Regions from separate parts of the Mus musculus genome. Here region 1 is linked to region 2. A link is a loop called in an ENCODE intact Hi-C map of the cell type or tissue named here. Cell type or tissue: heart. All regions are shown on one strand.

Region 1 (5,000 bases), 230 kb after region 2:
TGCCAGTGGCAGGGCGCTTCATTCCACTTAAAGAAAGGGCTGCCCTACTTGGAAACCCCAACTACTTCTCTTCATGTACTTAAAGACTTATGCAAACCGGAGACTGACAGAGTTTTAAGCTCTAAATCAATCAATCAATCAATCAATCAATCAATCAATCAATCAATCAAACCAGTTCTCAGTAGAGAAATGTAAAGATCTGCTCTAGTGAGCAGAAAACAAAGGAGCTAGTTCACTTCTATGTCTAGAAGCCTGTAGACACTTCCTGCTTTACTAAAGTAGGGTGTATCCAGAACTTAAACCTATAACCTCACAAAAGGGCAAGAAGGCCCAGAGGTACTGAAGGCCTTTCCAGGACTGCGAGCACCTCTCCTTTTCCTTGATACACTGTTGGTCAGGAACATCAATCGGCCCACCACAGCTGTCTGGCCTCTGTGAGTTCCAGAAGCAGAGCTATTGATGTCCACACACACACACACACACACACACACACACATACACACACACACACACGTCTCATAGTCTCAGAATTCACACATGAAGCCATGTCAGTAAATGCATTCATGCAATATTGTCTAGGGCTCTATGGTACAGACAGTTGGTGTCCAATATTCATTCTTCTCACCTCTGGGTCACCATAACAATTTGGGCAATGCCCTTAGAAAAGTATCTAACTGCCTATTTAAAGCACATATCTAAAATTGTCTAGTTGCTTTAAATATTTACATATAACCTCACAGTATATATCAGAAACAAGTTCATATTTCCTCAAATATGTATGACAATGTTTATAGCAGCTTTAATTACAGTAGGTCCCAGTTGGAAATCATACAAGTGCTTTTCAACAGAACAATACATGGTAGAAGGTGAGAACAAACTCCCTATGTTTGTCCTGTGACCACTTGTGCTGTTGCATATGTTGTACTTATGAAAAAGACTGATAGATCAAGTTGTAAACTAGAGTAGACTAACAAAATGTAAGAAAATATGAAAGGCTCTTAAAACATTATATTTCATCAAATAAACCAGATAGAGATACATGAACAAAAACTGTATAGGCTAATTCACATGATTAGGCCAGTCTGTAGAGTGAAGTTTAGAATAGTGGTTATCCTTCAGAGTCGGGGTAAGGCTATGGATTGGCCCTGGGAATTGGAAAGTTCTGCATGGTGTGATTTTGTAGAAGTACATTTTTACTAAAATCCACTGATCTGTATATTTCATTACGTAATCACACGTCAGCTAAATACATCAGGGCTGCCTTCAGAAATTACATCTGGCTCTAACTCAGCCTGAGGGAGAGTTGGCAATGCTTTCTGTTACAACAGCAGGCTAATAGAAGGAGCGTTTCTTTCTTATTTATAGCTCTATGTTTATAATTTCAAATGTAACACACCAGGTTGGAATTCTGTTATACAACCAAGGGTCACTAATTAGTTCTTTTTTTCTTCTTCAACACAGCTGACTCCTCAACAACTGCAGATAAGAATTCTCTACAAGCTTTCATTCTGAAGCCCCTGGTGTTCAGGGAGTTTCTGCCAACAGAGCAACAGCAAGAGGAGCAGCCAGCACATCCAAAGAGCTCCCTTTAAAGTACACTACTAAGACTAGGCATGGTATGCACGCCTTTAATCCCTCTACTCGGGATGCAGAGGTAGGTGTTAACTGTGCAATAGAGGCCAGCCTTGTCTCCATTGTGAGCTCCAGGCTAGAGCTACAGCTCTAGCTATAGAGTGAGATCTTCTCTTAAAATCAACAGATAAATAAAACAAGAAAATAATGAAGTAGAATATGAAACCTTGGCAAGTTCTCTCTATGTTTCATGCTAATATTTATATCAAATCATAGGAACTAAATCAGAGAAGAAAGTGACCAATGAGAAGCTGGCAAGACGAGTTCTTCCCTTGGTCCAGTGTGTTCCAGGGTATACAGAGCCTAAATTATAAGAACATAGGAAGCATCCTGATCCAGACAGTCCTCAGTCCCAGGCACGTCCTATTACCCCAACACCCAAGTCTCAGAGCGAAGATAAGTGCTTTGTGCCTGACATGCCCCAGCAGGGCCCCAGATACTTCCCTGTCCTTGGCCCAACAGGTTTATTGCTAATGAGAAATCTGGCTCTGCTGCTCTTTCCTGGCTCCCAGTGCAGGCAGAGCAGATGGAGGAGCCTTGGGAGCTGGAGGTGACAGAACGTTGAGCTTTTCCATTAAGCTGGCTTGATTTCTACGCCGCTCAGATGAAATCGTACAAGAAACTACCTTCAGGAAATCATTTAACAGTTGGGATTAAGCCCCTAAGTAGGAACACATTCTCCAATACTGGCAATACTGGGAGTGTCTAAGAAAGAGCACACAAAGCTCTTTGCATACACACTCCATTCTCCCTACTCCCACTTTTATTCTCTGTGCCACCCCTGTGTTGAAAAATACTAGATATTTTAAACGGTTACCAGCACTGGAGTTAAACAAAGCCAAGAAACAAAAGAAGAGAAGCTTGGAAAATAGAAATATAATCCATTTCTATTCCCAAAGAAAGAAAATCCTAGTGAACAAGCTATACTGGCACCACAGGGCATTCTGTTAGATTTTCGTACGTTGACACTACCTCTTATAAGCAATAAAATGAGGTGTTGTTGCCGAGGACTGCCACATGGACCCTGGTTATGTATGTAATGCTCTGTGAGACATGTTGTAAGCTATAAATCATTCAACCCCTAGCAAAGCTGATTCCTTCACAAGAGCTGCTGCTTTCATTGACACTTCAACCCCAGTGTCTTTACAAGGTAGGTGGAAGATAGACAGTTCCACAATCAGAAGGTCCTCTAACCAGATCTGAGCTTTATCTGATTGATTAGGCTTTGTTATGTGTGGGTTATGTGTGAATATGCACATGTGTGTAAGGTGCACTTGCCTGTGCAGATGTGTGTGGTCAAAGGCTGACAGTGACATGATCTATTTAACTGCTTCTCAATCTTCATTCTTGTGACTGGGTCTCTTATTATTCCTGCTTGCAATTTCAGCTACTCTGGTTGGTCAGCAAGACCTCAAAAGCCCCTCCCTTAGCACTGGAGTTACAGGGCTGTGGCACTTTGCTCAACCTTTATGTGTATAAATACACTGAGTCGTCTTCTTGACCCCCATGGGGACATTCCAAACCTGAGAACAGTAGATCCCTAAGACCTGCGTCTCTATTCTTTACAGCTCTCCTAAGATACCAGTTAAGATGACTCAGAGTTAGTAGACCAAAAGAGATTTTAGAGATGGCCTTGTCGTGTTTATATAGTCTTTACTAAAAAGACAGACCGACAGACATATGCAAGCCAGAAATGGAAGAACAGGGTCACAAAGTGCACAGCAACACACCAATCTGCATCAAGACAGGCAGTAGAATATGTCTCCTGTGAGACATGACTGGGAATACAGCAAAAGGAAGTAGGTAAGTCATGCAACCACCAGGACATCTAACTAACACATACAACAAATACAAACACATACACAAATACAACATACACACAAAAACACACATAACACACACTTAAATGCATACTACAGACATACATACATGCACACACACACACACATAAATATACATACACATAACACACATTCTTTTTCTCTTTAACAAGTACATGTACCATATTACAACACAAAACATGCAACAACACTTTACACAATGCACCAAAGAGAAAAAGGTCAAGTAACATATAAAGGCAGGCCTATCAGAGTTACACCAGACTTTTCACCAGAGACTATGAAAGCCAGAAGATCCTGGACAGATGTTATACAGACACTAAGAGAACACTAATGCCAGCCCAGGCTACTATACCCAGCCAAACTTTCAATTACCATAGATGGAGAAACCAAAGTATTCCACCACGAAACCAAATTCACACATTATCTTTCCATGAATCCAGCCCTTCAAAAGATAACAACAACAACAACAACAACAACAACAACAACAAAACCCAATACAAGGACAGAAACCACGTCCTAGAAAAAGTAAGAAAGTAATCCTTCAACAAACCTAAAAGAAGACAGCCATAAAAACAGAATGCCAACTTAAACAACAAAAATAATAGGAAGCAACAATTACTTTTCCTTAATATCTCTTAATATCAATGGACTCAACTCCCCAATAAAAAGACATAGACTAACAGACTGGCTACACAAACAGGACCCAACAATTTGCTGCTTACAGGAAACCCATCTCAGAGAAAAAGACAGACACTACCTCAGAATGAAAGGCTGGAAAACAATTTTCCAAGCATATGGTCTGAAGAAACAAGCTGGAGTAGCCAATCTAATATCTAATAAAATCGACTTCCAACCCAAAGTCATCAAAAAAGACAAGGAGGGGCACTTCATACTCATCAAAGGTAAAATCTTCCAAGAGGAACTCTCAATTCTGAATATCTATGCTCCAAATACAAGGGCAGCCACATTCATTAAAGAAACTTTAGTAAAGCTCAAAGCACACATTTCACCTCACACAATAATAGGGAGAGTCTTCAACACACCACTTTAATCAATGGACAGATCGTGGAAACAGAAACTAAACAGGGACACAGTGAAATTAACAGAAGTTATTAAATGAATGGATCTAACAGATATCTACAGAACAATTTATCCTAAAACAAAAGGATATACCTTCTTCTCAGCAGCTCATGGCACCTTCTCCAAAATTGACTATATAATTGGTCACAAAACAGGCCTCAACAGATACAAAAATACTGAAATTGTCCCATGCATCCTATCAGATCACGATGGACTAAGGCTGATCTTCAATAACAACGTAAATAATAGAAAGCCAACCTTCACGTGGAAACTGAACAGCACTCTTCTCAATGATACCTTGGTCAAGGAAGGAATAAAGAAAGGAATTAATGACTTTTTAGAATTTAATGAAAGTGAAGGCACAACATACCCAAACTTATGGGACACAATGAAAGCATTTCTAAGAGGAAAACTCATGGCTCTGAGTGCCTCCAAAAAGAAACTAAA
Region 2 (5,000 bases):
ATTCATTTTTCATTAATGTTTGTTGTTTCTATTTTAGGTATTGTATATAGGCCTGATGTGATCACACATGCACACATACTTCTTTCTCTCCTTTCAGTCTTTTGGGTATACACCTAAGAGTGTAATTGTAGGGTTATATGATAATCCTGTTTAAATTGTGGAGAAAAGATCCGTTCTCCTGGCCACTCCAATTGGATATAGTTGTATGTTTGGTAATAAAGAAAACAACATCTATCTATCTATCTATCTATCTATCTATCTATCTATCTATCTATCTATCTATCTACCTATCTCTATCTCTCTCTCTCTCTGTGTGTGTGTTTCATGTTCACATGTGGGTGAGGACATCTTTGTGAATTGGTTCTCTGGTTCTCTCTTTCCTCTATGGGATCCACGGATGAGACTCAAATCACAGGCTTGCACAAATAAGTGCTTTACCTGCTGAGCCATAGTTTGTATCTATCTACTATTATGTGCTTTTCCATTCATTTTCATTAATGTTTGTTGTTTCTTAGCCATAGTTTGTATAGTTTTAGCTTTATTTTGGAATGTTTAAACCTGACGCATCCTTTATAGTTACATCACTAATTACAGTTATTCTACCAATTATAATGACCTCAGTGAGGCAGATACTGACATGAGGATTTAAAGGAATAGAACCTAGGATTCTTGGGGCATGGACTCCTATGTCTAAGACAACAATGCTAAGCAGCAATGATTTCTTCCAGTATATAGACGAATAAACTGAGACCCAAGAGGATAAAGCACTTGTTTAGTACCACACAACTTTTGTGGGTGGGATTTAAAGCTTTGAATGTCTGACTCCAGAAAAGATCTTTTTCCTATTCTGTATGACCTTGCTCAAGAATTCCCTACGCTGTTGTCATCCATTGTGTTGCTGGGTTTTAGGATTTCTACAGTGAGCTAGAGTCATATAGGATAAGGGGATCTCAACTAAGAAAATCCCTCCGTCAGATTGGCCTGAGAGAGGGCCTAGCCTACTAGGGGTGATGTCACCCCTAGGGCAAGCAGTCCTGAGCTGTATAAGAAAGCAAGCCGAGCAAGTCAGGGGAGCAAAGCCAGTAAACAGCTTCCCTCCATGGTCTCTGCTTTAAGCTCCTGTCTTGAGTTTTGGCCCTGGCTTCCCTTGATAGACTGTAAGCTGTAAGCTAAATAAATGCTTTCCTCTCCAGGCTGATTTTGGTCGGAGTTTTATTATACTGATAGGAAGCAAACTATATACTGGGGAACATTTAGCTCAACTGAGAATCATATAATTCCAGTCCTAGATCAGTAGAATAGGGATGCTGGCTCCATTTGGATTTTTTACCTAACATTTAACTGATAATTATGGTTTTGTGGCAGAGCCACATTATACAGCCTAAGATGACACAGAAGGAAGTGCATTGAGAAATCATTACTGAAAGAGCTGATATTTACTTATCGAAGACACAGATATGATGAGGGCATTCCAATATCAGTGCTTATGAGAATGTATAAAAGCCATACACAAGAGAATTAGAAACACAGGAAACTGCGGCACTCAAAACTGCTGTGGGTGAAGGAGGGGAGAAGGGATGATATGAGACACTAAAAGTAGCCTGAAATAGAAGACTTTTTTATGCTGTGGGATGGTCCTGAAGATGATCCTTCATTCTGAAGTGGTGCTATTTCCTCCAGAAGTCAGCTCTGTGGTACAGAAACATCAGCAGGACTGTGAACCTCTTCAAGCATTCTGTGGATCTTTGTGTTGGTATATTAGAAGTGACAATCACCAGAATCACAGAATGTCCATACTGTGATACAATAAGCCCTTAAGGGATGGACTTAGAGACACAAAGTGGAAAGACTAAAAGGTCTCTAAACTTCAAAACCATGCGTTAGTCTTGAAATGCAGATGTGCAGAACAGGGGCTCTGTAAAAAGCTTGGGAAAGATCTTTATGTCCAGTTAGGATGACAGCTGAGGACTTCTGCTGCAGGATTGCTACAGAAATAGCAAGGTAAAAGGGTTTTACTTAAATATGCCTTTCTATCACACTGCGATGGTTGCATTGAGTTTATGAATAGACATGCTTTTAAAAAGTCACAGTTGCTCTTAGCAAATATATTCCATAACTTGGGTTTGTTTATCCTCAATTTTAAAAGCCATTTTAAGATCCAAAACATTGAATCTTACGGGTAAGATTGAGGGGGTCCAGCACAGCATACCAGTTATACAGCTTGCCATAGAAAATGGGATTGAGTAAAGCATTTCTCCCATGATCAAGGTCTTGATGGGTATAGTCAAGGTCTTATGTTGCTCTGTCTGTCAAATGGGTGCCAAAATGTCAGCATGGCTTCTGACAAGAGCCAGCTCTTCAGATGATGGGCATATGAAAAGGGGTTGGTTGTTTGAATAGGGGACGACCCTCACAGGCTTGTGTGTTGAAGGCTTTGTTCCCCTTCATGGTTTTGTTTTAGAAGGTGCTGTAAATTTTTAGTAGGTGAAACCAAGTTGGAGGAAGGGACTCACTGGAGGCATGTGCTTGAGGCTTTATATTTCTCTCCCCTCTTCCTGTCTGTCTCTCTCTGCTTTCTGGCTGCTTGCAGTGAGCAGCTTTGGTCTATCATATTCTTCTAGGATGATGTTCTCCCTCACCACAGCCTGGAAATGGCAGGGCTGGCTGACCATGCACTGAAACCACGAGTCCACATAAATCCCTCCTCCTTCCAAATTAGTTCTCTCAGATATGCATCATGGTAATGAGACTCTAATACATTAGTCTTCTTGGTTTCAGTTTATCCAAATAATTATCTAGACTCCTTAAATTTCTTAGAACATTACAGAGGAGAACTAGAATTCTTGCCCTTTTGGAGTGTAGATACCATGCCTCTGTAGTATGAAGCCTATGGCCCAGGAGCACAGCAGTTTCTTCAGAGAAAATTCTAAGAAGAGGAGCATATCTTTCAAACAATATTCCTTTTGCTTACAAAAAGATCAAACTGCACTTATTGTAATTGAGGGATGATGGTTCCAATTGCAGCAGAGTGGAAAGCTCCATCCTCCTTCTTTTGCTGACACAAATAGAATTGCTATGAAGGTGGAATAGCGCTTCTAGAACAGCTTGCTTGTGAGCTGGTCCTTTTTATAGCGTGCTTAGGGTTAGGTTGCCAACCTCTGGAGGTCTACCTTCTTTACTGCTGCACTCTTTGTTACTCACCCACAGCACAAACCCAGATCCCAGCATAGTACTCATATATAATGCTGAGCATTGGGATTTGAAACTATTCTTGTCAGAGGCTCAATATTTGTCAGATGTGTCACAGGGTAGATGATGTAGAGCATCTGCCAAGCAGTCTGTTTACAAAAGCAGAGTGAGGACATCAGCCCTTCTACAGTAGAGTTACCAGGGGAGTAAGAGAGGACTCTAGGAAGGAAACGAACCACATGCTGAGCAATGGCTGTTCTAGACACTATGCAGATATTTCCCAGATGATATTCAGGGTAGTTGGAGCCCAGTGGACAAAAATGACATGGAAGTGTTTGGGAATCAGCTATGTAAGCACTCCATTGAGGCTGTGCTGAAGTCCTGAAATCCATATCGTGGTGTGCTGCCTCTGGGATGGGGAATAGTAAAGGCCAGCCAAAGTAGCCAGACCAAAGCAGACTCCAACAATGATGGCCACTTGTGAATAGTTGGGGAAAACTTTGACAAAGGTGGTAGCAGAAGCTCGGGGATGGGGTGGTCTAGGAATATATTTCCTTCCCTCTTGTAAAGCACTGTGGGAATGGACCCGGGGAACAGTAATAGAAAGAAAGAGTAAGACTCTAGAGCCTACAGGATCTTCTGCTCCTCTGGACTTCCTTTGAGGGGAGGAGGATTATTTAGAGGGTTTTAAAGATGCATTTTTTTGGGGGGGTTTAATATCATCATGGCCACCTAGTGGAGAGGGCAGAGTAGGTTGAAAGGAAGGTATGGGTGATTAGCACACTACACGCTTTGGAAGACATTTTCATGTTAACCACTGTTGAGTTGCGAGGTAGAAACAAATTTTTATGAAACAAAGCTGCATTGTACAGCGTTGTTACAACTTGTCTTTTGGAGTGATTGGAAATGGTATTAAAATGTGACCAGGCTTCTTTTTTCCAACTTTTTGATATATTCTGCTTTCTAGCTCTGACACAGATATATTAATAATTGAGGTGATAAGGTCTGGAACCAAACCTTTCAAAAGTTGAAGGAAAATTAACTTCCTTATAAATTGTGTGATGTTGAACAAATTATTTAAGCTTATTGTGTCCATTTCTTCATCTTGAGACGAGAGTGAGCAGCTCACTAACCTCTGGGGTTGTTGTAAGGACCACGTGAGTTCTGGAGGCTCAGCACAGGGTCTGACACAGAAAAAGCTCTTGCTAAGTGTTAGAATTATTGCCATTATTTTTATTATTCTATTTCACTGACTTCCCAGATGGTAGGAAAACAAGCTGTAAGCTCTGAAGTGTCATTATGTTTTACTCCAGTCATCAAAATGAGGTTGAATTTTCTCTAATTCTGTGTCTAAAAGCCTCAAGGGGAAAGCCTTGCAGATCACTTGAGTTTGATTTCGTTCATGCCCCTAACCAACATGGTCCAGTGGTCCATCTCTGTGAAAACATCTCAGGTGAAACACTCCGCTATCTCTATAAAACTTGCTTTGACCTATGGCTGTGATACAAATACAAGGACCACCAGGATGAGTCCTTGGCCATTTAGAAGAGAGAAGGTAGAACTTTAGGGTTCCAGGGTGATGCTGCAAGGAGAGGCATGCTAGTGGATCCTAGTGGGTAGCTACATTTTTTTTTAAAGCAACTGCTGAGACCTTTGGGACCTCTGCATTTGAGTGTCCTATATAGCATCATATCACACACATTGAAGTAAGAAACAAATAAACATAAGGGAAATATTGTGACTAATCAGGCTGGATAAGTGCATGTATAAAGAAGTATGGAAATAAGGATGGCTGACCCTTGGGGGCCTAA

The links. Peaks named below come from ENCODE experiments on the same cell type or tissue, not always from the same donor. Only the 100,000 strongest peaks of a DNase experiment are listed, where the experiment ranks them.
Region 1: a loop joins it to region 2, with 3 times the contacts of the local background. A loop is called at or near these places in 6 of 42 quality-filtered maps.

What each region holds. Positions count from the first base shown.
Region 1 is chr7:92,313,703-92,318,702 of GRCm38, reverse strand. All of the region lies in intron 14 of Dlg2 (discs large MAGUK scaffold protein 2), which reads right to left. Among named protein-coding and RNA genes, the nearest start is that of 4930567K12Rik, 200 kb to the right of the region's middle. In heart, no CTCF peak of the experiment used is centred here; a DNase peak (open chromatin) is centred at 2,062.
Region 2 is chr7:92,545,056-92,550,055 of GRCm38, reverse strand. No RefSeq gene overlaps it. Among named protein-coding and RNA genes, the nearest start is that of Ccdc90b, 14 kb to the left of the region's middle. In heart, no CTCF peak of the experiment used is centred here; no DNase peak of the experiment used is centred here.